2 separate regions of the Homo sapiens genome follow, and region 1 is linked to region 2. A link is an interaction called in ENCODE POLR2A ChIA-PET data of the cell type or tissue named here. Cell type or tissue: PC-9. All regions are shown on one strand. Links, peaks and the distances in the headings refer to the core of each region. The heading gives the core; the rest is flanking DNA. Region 1 overlaps LINC01331 (long intergenic non-protein coding RNA 1331). Region 2 has its middle 83 kb from the start of LINC01335.

Region 1 (5,386 bases), core at 67-5,066, 180 kb after region 2:
GGATAAATTTTATAACCCTACATTCCTTTACTGGTGATTTATATTCCTTTCCTTATCAGGTTAGAAAGAGGTAAGGGTACAATCAACGGATTCCTTATCAAATCAAAAGTCCTAAGGTCTGGAATATGTTATTGAACTTGTGAACAAAAGACATTCTAGGATTTGAGATATCAATTCAACTTGTTTCTTGCACCATTATGATAAAAAGGAGAATTCTTTGTAGTTTATTATCTCACATCTACATTATCTTAATTTATCTTCCCAACTCTGCAAAGCAAGCAGAGCTGATATTCTGTTTGAGAGTGTGTGGATATGAAATTGAAGATCAGGGCCTGAATAGCTTCTCAGGTTCCCATAGCCATTTCCAGAGCTGTCTCATGTTTTCTGACCCCAAGTCCAAGTTCTCTCCAACACAGTCTTTCCCGGGCAGATTATAGGGGTTCTACCCACTTCAACAGCAGGTCTTCAAATAATGTTTCATTCAATATTATTTCGTTATAACATTGATGAGAAGGAAAAAAATAGATTTCTCCCCAGAGCCGCTGTCTTTGTGGAGTTTGCATGCTCTCCCCGTATCTGTGTGAGTTCTCTCTGGGTCCTGCAGTTTCCTCCTATATCCCAAAGATATGCACATTCAGTTCATTGGTGTGTCTAAATTGTCCCTGAGTGAGTGTGGGTGGGTGAGTGAGTGCACCCTGTAATGGGAAAGTGTCCTGTTCAGGGTTGGTGTCTGCCCTGTGCCCCAAGCTGCTGGGATAGGCTCTGGCCACTGTCGACCCTGAACTGGAATAAGCAGTTGAACAATTATCTTGCTTGTTTGTATTAATCTTAAATCTATGTATAACTCAAATTTATTTCAATGCTTAATATCCAAAGTATATTGGTGTTTATTTGGAAGTTCGATGTTTTGAGACCAAAAATATGCTGTAGGAACTTAACTCTTGTTTATATCATTTAGCCTATGGTAAAATTGGTTTCGTCATACACTATTTTGCTTATAGTTGCAGTTTCCAAGAACCTATCAACAGTGTTAAGTGAGGACTTACTGTATTGCTATCTTAATAGTCCCTGGTATGAGCAATTTATCACATAGATGAAACTCCTTTATAAAGAGGTACTTTTAGCAATTTGACAGCTGAAATCCTTCAGGTGGATCCAAAAGGTACCCATCTGGTATTGCATTCTGTTCTTTCTATAATGGTCTAGAGTAAGTTTATTTTAATAGTTTAACTATAAAATATATTCACATTCATTATTAATACATGGTTTATGCCTTTAAAACAATTAGTCTAAGGCCTTTGAACAAAATTTAAAACATTTTAAAAGCATCTTTTAAGGAACAGTTTGCATTGTTTATTCAGTTCAAAAAATATTCATTGAGCACCTATCAAGCATTGTCTAGGGCAGTAAGAAGGCAGAAGTGGTCAAGACAAGGACCCTCCTCTAAAGAGCTTAAACCAGAGAGAGGAAGTCAAATAAGAAAAAATAAATAAATGCATGTATTGCTCTAAGAACTAAATTGGAACAAGGGCAGAGGGATCCAGAAGCAGAGAAAGGGCACTTGATCCAGTTTCAGAGAAGGCTTTCCAGGGGAAATAACATCAATGCCAATAGTTTGGGAGAACAGAGTGTTGTAACATGTTTCCAGCCTCATGTGTACCTCCAGGGCCGCTGGGGAGCTCTGACGAATATTTAAACGCACATGTCCTTTCCCACTGCTTTGCTTTACCCACTCTACTCCTTTAGCCAGAAAACCTCCTCTTGAATTTTATTCCTATATCATCTTCATCATCCTTCACAGCTCAGCTTTAATGTGGTGTCTTCTCAGAAGCTTTCCTTGACCATATTTGAAGAAACTGAACTAAAGCTAATCTGAAAAGCTTGTAAATGCAAGACTCAAGTTCTATTACATTGCCCTTGATCATTCAGAAATTCTAAGCCCCTCAGCTAAATTTAGTCATTAAAAGATCACTGTCCATTCTTTAATGTTTTAAGAATAAGTTGTACTATTTCCTAGTTGACTGTTAGTGGAGCCTACAGGGGGAAATCATGGCCATTCCTAAATTTCTCCAAGGCTTGTGTTATTGCGGCATCTTGGTCTCCAGCTGAAGCCCTTGGGGAAAGAGATAAAGTTGCCCCTTCTGTTCCACTGGATCCCAGCTTGGGTACGTCAGGCAGCTTAAAGGGTGACCACCATCAGAATCCTTGGTCAACTGGTGGCAGTTTGGGGTGAAAACATGTCAAAATTACATTGCAATTTTTTTACTCTAAAATTACATAGTGGTTCCTTTGACCATCAGTAAATCTTTACAAATGGGACCAAAACAACTTTCTTTGGAGACACCATGGGACTAAAGAAAGAGACAATATTCCTATTATAGAATTTTGCAAACTCTCCGGATGTCCTAACAATAAGTTACAGATGTTTAATCCTAAATTAAGAAGCTAAATATAATGTGGACTTTACAAATGGCAATTTTCTATAATTTGAGGAAAATATCTGGTAGCTCAGTTCCCACTAGAAATGTTTGGCAATGGTTCTGCTCTCTGTTAAACATCTCTGGTATGATTTCCTAAGGACAGAATCATAGCAGAAGACAACAGATTTTTTTTTTTTTTAAAGAAAAACAACATAGAATTGATCAAGAAACTATAATTTGAATTTTCCTCTGGGCATGTGGGTATTGTTTTATAACTGAGAGAAGCATTAAAATATCAAGGGAACTACATTCATATTTGTATTAATTCTATTGAATCATTTCTTGGCTTATCATATTTTGTGTTATTGCCTTGTTCTCCTTTGTTTTGAAAAGAAACTTTATCAGTTTTCCTGTGTCATGCCATTTTATCTCTTCACTCTGCCTGCAATAAGATATCAGCCTAATATTGGCAGAGCAACTCCGTACAATGATCCTTTGTTCTGGGAAAAAAAATTGCATGAATAGTATATTATTAAAATAGAGAAGGAAGTGTGTTTCATTTGTTATTTATTTAGTGAATATTGTCATGGTACCAGGTGCTTTACAAAAGACAAATAAGTGAAGCAATAATACGGTGCACTTGGATCTTGCATTTAATGTAAGGATCTCTGAGTACTTACCAAACACTGACTCATAAATCAACTCACTTCAGATAGGATGTAAAGGTTGCTTTAAATCTACAGTCAACTTTGCAGAACCTGCTGTAAAAAATGCTCCACGGCACCAAGCACTGTACAGCCTGCCTTGCCGCATCTCTGATACCTCTGAGGACACAGGGAAAGATGAAATCACAATGGGAGTGGGGCTATGAGAGATGGTGGGTGAATTTTGAAGAAAGGAAGCTAGAAAAAAAAATGGTAACAAATAGAAGAGAATCTGGGAAACTGAAAGCTAAAGCAGTGAATTTCATAGACAACTGACAGATAACTTCAGGTTCTAAACAAATGCAAACTTGACAGCTGTCAGAGTAAATATTTTATTGACCTTAGATTTGGCTCTTATCTTTGTCTAACACATTCGTGACTTCTGAAGTTGGTTTCTTCTGCACAGGAGAAAATTTCTCGAAATTTTTCAAGATATGAATAGACTGGATTGTATTTTTCTAGTCACAAAGCTGAAATCTGCTCTATCCTTAATAATTATCACGTAGAATTTGCTGCATACCATCTTGATGTGAAAGTTGAAATTAGGAAAATCTTACCAACTCAGATCACACTAAATTCTGAATCTGTCGGAAGATAGCCAGAAATCTGTAGAAGACTACGCTTCTGAGATTTTTCAGGTAATGCCCAAGCAGGGTTACAGCTGTGACACAGCAGAGGCCAAAGGCAACAGACAGCAACCATTCAGGTATCCCTGACATCCCTCTGCAGGCCTTCACAGAGAGTCAAAACTCAATATTTCAAAATGTATGCTTTTTCTCTCGGAAGAGTTTGGTGAGCCCTATAATCAGAAAGAAAACAGACAGCAGAGGGCCGGCAGCCAGGTCTTCCAATTACTATTTCAAAATCAGGAACCAGAGACCATGCCTGTGCAGAGGATCTCAGCTTGAGCCTGGGTTTTCTGCCATCCATTTGCAGGGTCCAGGCCTCTCTTGGCTTAGGCTGGTGGCTTGGGCCAGATGGAAGTCTAGTGCATGGGGAATGAGCAGCCTCTTGGGAACAAGCCAGCATTGCACCTGCTGCTGGGAAGTGTGTGATCTGGGCACATTACAGTCTAGTGGAGTACCAGGCAAAATTCCACTCTCAGGGAAGACGCAGGTACCCCCAGGAGACAGCTCATTATAAGAGAGGAAGAAGCCAGGAATAGGGCTGAGTAACGAAGTCTTAGAATTCAAAGAGGGTGTAGGAGGGGTCTACATGGAGCAAGTGGTCTCTACTCAATGCCCAGCCCAATCCCTTAGACCACATGCTTAGGTCCTAGGGAGAGGCACCATAACAAAACTTGAGTAGCTGTTTCAATAGATGTTTTAGCCCACTGGGCTCATGTCCCACATCTAACACAGTGTGACACAAAAGGACAGGAGCCCTTCTTCCTGACTCTGCCAGAGGCCATTGCCAACTTTGGCACTCAGTGATTACAACTGTGCCTGCCCTGCCTGACAAGCCTCATAAGCTCAGCAAGAGTGACTCCAGGTTGGAGAACAGGGAAGAGGAGCTGCAGCCTGGGACAGCTCAGATCCATAGGCAGGAGGGCCTGGGGACACCTGTAAACCTCTCCTTGAGGACCCCTAGATTACTTGAGGGAGGAAAAAAAGAACATTATTAGAGAGCTTATGACAGCTGTTTGAGAAAATAAGGTATTTGGGGTTGTGATTCGAATAATTTTATGTGTCTGAACATTCATAATTTTCCCACATTTGCAATTTCAGCTATTGTCTGTTTCAAAATCAATACATGACAAGAGATTGCACGTTTGTCTTCAGAGAACATGAGGAACAGGTTAGATGAAAACCTACTCCACAGACCCTATTGGGAAGAACACAGCAAAGTCATGGAGTGGATTATTGGTGGAAGAAAGAGAAACAGGGTAATATTTTAGGTTCTGCAATAAGAAAGAAGGTGAAGTTTGAAGAACCTGACGATCCCCAAAAGGACTTAACAAAAGTAATATAAATGTCTTAAACATTGGGGAAGAAGAGGGAATTTTCAAATTTCATATAGGAGCAGACTGTATCCAACCATGTAGCAGGATGTATTCTCCTCTTCAACCTGTATGCTTATTACAAACAAATTAATCTAATCTATTTAGAATTTAGCCATGTAGTACATTTTTCTTTTAATCTTCTATATACAAACATCCATTAATGCTTTTTGATAAAATGATAATTCCAAGTCCCTACGGTCCCCCTGTTGGCAACATTTTATAGCCATTAGTTGAGTTACTACGTAGGCATTAAAGTAATA
Region 2 (5,386 bases), core at 231-5,230:
CTCCTTGAGCTGCAGTGGGCTCCACCCAGTTTGAGCTTCCTGGCCACTTTGTTTACCTACTCAAGCCTCAGCAATGGTGGGCGCCCCTCCCCCATCCTCACTGTCACCTTGCAGATCGATCTCAGACTGCTGTGCTAGCAATGAGTGAGGCTCCGTGGGTGTGGGACCCTCCAAGCCGTGCGCTGGATATAATCTCCTGGTGTGCCGTTTGCTCAGTTGGAAATGCAGAAATCACCTGTCTTCTGAGTCACTCACGCTAGGAGCTGTAGACTGGAGCTGTTCCTATTCGGCCATCTTGGAACCACCCGTCTGGGCTGGGTTCTTGTGTGCACTGAACTCACAGTGCTTGGAGGGAATTGGTACCATGGCATACAAACAGGGTGGAAATACAATCACAATGTGTTGACGTGTGCTGTGCTGTGGCAGCAAAGAGGAAGTGGCTTATTCTGCCAGAGGGCATCATGAAAACTCTCTGCCCACCTTAGGGGGATGCATTTTGAATGAGTGGCAGGGGTTCTCTAGAGATCCAGGCCAGAAGGAACAACATGTGTAAAGACATAGATTTATGAAAACACAGGATCCAGTTCAGAAAAGGCCAAGAAATTCATTGTTGCTATAGAAACATTGAGCTGGTAGTGGGTACTCAAGGGAGGTGAAAATTGAAAGGTAGACAGAAACAGATTATAAAGGGTCTGTATTTGCCACATTTAGAGGATTTGACTTTATTCTGGAGATCATTTTAAAATATATACATTGACTTTTTTTTTCTTTCCAAATTATAAAAGTAATACATACTCACTATGAAAATTTTAAAAGTGTTAAATGGAGGAGGGAATCACCCATAATCCTACCTCCAATGAGGACCACTGTGAACATTTTCAGTCATCATTTCAGATACACATACACATATACACACACACTTACAGGCCCAGATATGCAGATGGTCTTGATACTTGCTGTTCTCATTTAACTGCATGTTGTGAACATTTTCCATCTCATTAGAATTTATAAAGCCTGCATGTATCTCATCCTATAGCTATATCAAAATTTTTTAACCAATCTTCTACTGTGAGATATTAGACTACTTGTAATTTTTCCACATTTTAATGAAGCTATAAAGAATATAGGTGATGAATTCATTTTGCATAGTTGCTCACTTTTTACCATAATTTAAAATCACAATTTCTGATTCAAAGAGAATACAGATGTTAAAGTCTTTCACATGTATGGCAAAATTGCTCTTGAGAAAGCCCGTACCCATTAAGATACCACTTAATAGGGCATAAAAGCATTGATTTCCTCATTCCCTTGCCATTATTGGTTATTGCAATTTTTATAATTTTTGCCAATGTGTTCTCCAAAACTAATACATTATCAATATTTCACATGCTCTTTGTTACTACAAGAGCATTTTTTTTTTATGTTCATTGACCTTTTGATTTTCTTCTTTTGTGAAATGCCTGTCCCCGTTCTAGGATCATTTTTCTATTAGGATATATATATATATTTTTCTGATTTATAAAAGCTCCTCATATATTAATGATATGAACTTTTGTCTCACAAATACTTTTTCCAGCTTGTTAATTATTTGTAATTTTGTTTATGGTAATTGCAGGCATAAACAAGTGTTTAATTTCTACATGAGCAAGACCATCAATCTTTTATGTTTAAAAAGGTAATCTCTGAGATCCAGTAACTATTTGCCTTAATATCTTTTAATTATTTGACACATCATACATTTATTCACTGTATGGGTGAAATAAGAACCTAGTTCACCCCGTCACAGGCTGAATAATGACCACCCAAAGATTTCAGGTCCTAATCAGTGGAACCTGTAAATGTTACCATATAAGTGAAAGAAGACCTTGACAGTGTATTAAGGATCTTGACCTAGCAGAGTATCCTGGACTATTCAGGTGTCCATTAATCCAATCACAGGTGTCCTTGTAATAGAGAGACAGAGGGAGGTTTGACACACACAGAAGAGGGGAAGGCAATGTGAAAATGGGGGCAGAGATTGGAGTGATGTGGCCACAAGCCAAGGAACACCAGCTGCCACCAGAAACTGGGAGAGGCAAGGAACAGATTCTTGCCTAGTGCCTCCAGAGGGAGCTTAGCCTTGTGAACACTGATTTTGGCTTAGTGAAACTGATTTGGGACTTCTGGCCTCCAGATTTGTGGGAGAACAAATTTCTGTCACTTTAAGCCACCAAATTTGTGTTAATTTGTTACATCAGCCACAAGAAATGAATATAACACCTCATCAAATAGTTTTCCTAAAACCATAAAGAATCCTTCTCTTACTTGTCTGAAATGTCACCTCTTTCACATATAAAATATTTATGGGTAGCAGTCAACAAGTCCCCACCAGCTGCTGGTTACTGGGCGTAAATTTGTCTGAACTAAAACCTAATTGCTATATTCATCCAGGTTGCAAATTCACGGAGAATCACCAGCTCATGATCACCAGCAGCTGAGCATGCGAGCCAGGAGCACTGGGGTTTTGAGAACTGAGCGCCACTGCAGGATTTTACACCTGGCAGCAGCAGCTCAGCCCAAGAGGTGGCAACACACCCAGAAGAGTGTCAGTCCCACAGACATGAGCCATCATCAATACGGACTCTGAATCCTCAACGGCTTCAACATTTATTGCAGAAACATGCTCGCCTGGTGCATCAAGGAGGCCATTCTTCTCAATAGAGCTGAGAGATGTCTCTGGCAACTTTTTTCTGGGACAGGCACATTTGGTATCATTTATTAAATTATTGAGTTTCCTGGCATTGTCCCTTGCCAACCTGCCCAACAGGAACTTATATATCTTTTAATAAATTTCCTTTTATAAAAAGTGTATATTCATATATACATGTGTTTGTTCCTGTTTTTTTTAACCCATCAGTCTATTCTTATATCAGTAAGCATCATTTTAATTATTTTATCTTTTAAATTTCATATCTGGCAAAACCAGTATTCCCTAATTTTTTTAACAAAATTTATTATTCTTAACTAGTCTTCCAGATAATAGAAGATTTAGAATGGCTTTTTTAAAGTTCTTTTTAAAAATTTCGTTTATGAATACATGAAGTTTACAAATTAATTTGGAAAAAAATTATCTTTTCAAAAGATTATTTGTTTCAATTCAAAATTAGATGTCTATTATTAAACCTTGTTTTATGTCCCACAGGAACTCTTAAAATTTCCTTCATACACTTCCTGCACATTTCTTAAGTTTCTATCTAGTGTGTCTGATCTCCCTCCTGTCCTTCCTTTCCTTCCTTTCCCTCCTGTCCTTCCTTTCCTTCCTTCCTACCTTCTTCCCTCCCTCCCCTTCCTCCCTCCCTTCCTCTCTTCCTTCCTCCCTTCCCTTCCCTCCCTTTCTCCCTCCCTCCCTTTCTCCCTCCCTTTCTCTCTCCCTCCTTCCCTCCTTCCTTCCTTCCCTCCCTCTTCCCTTCCTCCCTTCCTCCCTTCCCTCCCTCCCTCTTTCCTTCCTCCCTCCCTTTTTTCCTCCCTTCCTCTGTGCCTTCTTCTCCATTCTCTCTCCCTCCCTCTCTGCCTTCCTCCTTCCTTTTTTCTTTCTTTTCTTGGTGTTTATACAGTGTTTTTGAGCAGAGGAGTGACATATGATTTCTTCTTTGGCAGCTAATTTTAATTTCTAACTTTGTTTTGTTATTTTCATAGGCTAATACTGAAACTCATTTTTAGGCTCCAGCAGATGCTGTGTGGGTGGTGGCAAGAGGTAGTGCAAGTTTAAGATGGTGGGGACAAAGCCTGAAATTTTTAATTAGCTCTTTATAATCAAGGGATCATTATTCATATATTTTGAAATTGCATCCAGCAGGACCTTATGACTTTTTAAAAAGAGAAAAATAGCTCTCAAAAAGCAGCAATTAGAAGCTTTGTGAAATCCAATCAATTGTGTGTGTGTGTTTTTTTACCTCCTTGCTTTAGATGAGGGAGGAAAACTTCTATGCATCAGTATGATCTCTGAGCCCCACTCCAGCCTCAATCATGCTTTACATTATAAATCTAGGCATTAGGAAAGCTTTAGAAGAAGAGGTAGCCTACTCATCAGGTCTGAGAAATAGCCCTCTGATCACATCTGCCAAACTAAGACAGTTACAAGACAGAATTTGGTGAAGACCTACTCTGTAAAAAGATAGAAGAAAGATATGATTTCATTTTTATCCATGACAGAAATGGGCAGAATAAAAGAAACCAGTCTCTCCTTCATTTTTCCCATCCTAAGTGAATAGAAAATGTTGGGTAGAAAAACTGAAGGCAATGATTCCAGGCTTGGAATAAAATGAAGTAGATGTTTTAATGGCACCTCATCTTAGGTGCCACATTAATGATCACTAAAGATTGATTAATGTTGGTGATAATGACCATAATATCATTTTTATTAAAGTGCAAGAGCAATCTGTAAAAAAAAAAAAAAAAAAAAAGCTTCTGAGCTAAGCAGACTTTAACTAATCAACACCCTGCCAAGGAAAAGGGAACATTCTGCCAGAATTTAAGCTGAAAAAAAGAAAGTCCTCAGGCAAGTTTATATAAAACCCAAGAAAAGTGATACATAATAAATTAAATATACTGAAATAAGCAAAGCATGAATATTTAATCACTTGGCTATTTTAATTTAAAGGGAGCTGTAAGACCAACCAAGGCTCACTCACATAGGATGGAAAGTTTAAGCCTTGATTGGCAGTACCAGAAGCTGTCCTGAATCTTTCTTTATTCAGGAGACTGGCAAACATTACATGGCACCAACATGGAATCAAGCTGCAGGCCAAGCCAAAGGTTTGCCAGGGACTGACTGCATCCCAGAATCAACGTGGCTGAGCGACTTGGATGCAGAACATGCAGCGCATCTAGCTTCTTGCATCACTGGAAGCTTGCAGGTGCCAAATGACAAGACAGAACCTTCTGTTGGTATCCTGGGATGAGGCCAGCCCCCTTAAAGAGACCAGTTCTCCTAGATTAAACCGCAAAGCAGAGATGAGTGCAAACACATCTAAGAACTAACCATTCTGTGGACTGAATGGGTGAACAATGAGTAATGGGTTCAGAGAGAGCAGCTGAGGAAGGTGCCCAGAGAGGCAACATGGGGATCCCACTGCCATACAGAGGGACGCCTGTTCCAGCTTCAGCAAAAGGAGGCTCTATGTTTTGGGGAAGGTTATTTTCCCTCTCTGGGCCTCCATTTCCATCTGTGTTTGAAACCCTGCCCTTTGTGAATTATAGCAAATCGATTCCACACCCCTCCATTCTATGTCCTGTCAGAAGTCCAAGGACATGCTCTCCGATATTTCTGTACGCAAAATAGCAAACAATTCTCTGCCCTCATGAGGTTAACTATCTGGGAGGGAGAATGGATCCAAGACAAAATAGT

The links. ChIA-PET counts read pairs that join two places held together with the same protein. Peaks named below come from ENCODE experiments on the same cell type or tissue, not always from the same donor. Only the 100,000 strongest peaks of a DNase experiment are listed, where the experiment ranks them.
Region 1: POLR2A ChIA-PET joins it to region 2 with 6 read pairs; 4 of 35 experiments call an interaction of 5 or more read pairs at or near these places.

The regions. Positions count from the first base shown.
Region 1 is chr5:74,405,388-74,410,773 of GRCh38, forward strand. All of the region lies in intron 2 of LINC01331 (long intergenic non-protein coding RNA 1331), which reads right to left. Among named protein-coding and RNA genes, the nearest start is that of LINC01333, 86 kb to the left of the region's middle. In PC-9, for the core only: no CTCF peak of the experiment used is centred there; a DNase peak (open chromatin) is centred at 3,044; H3K4me3 peaks cover 1,138 bases; H3K27ac peaks cover 1,967 bases.
Region 2 is chr5:74,222,432-74,227,817 of GRCh38, forward strand. No RefSeq gene overlaps it. Among named protein-coding and RNA genes, the nearest start is that of LINC01335, 83 kb to the right of the region's middle. In PC-9, for the core only: no CTCF peak of the experiment used is centred there; no DNase peak of the experiment used is centred there.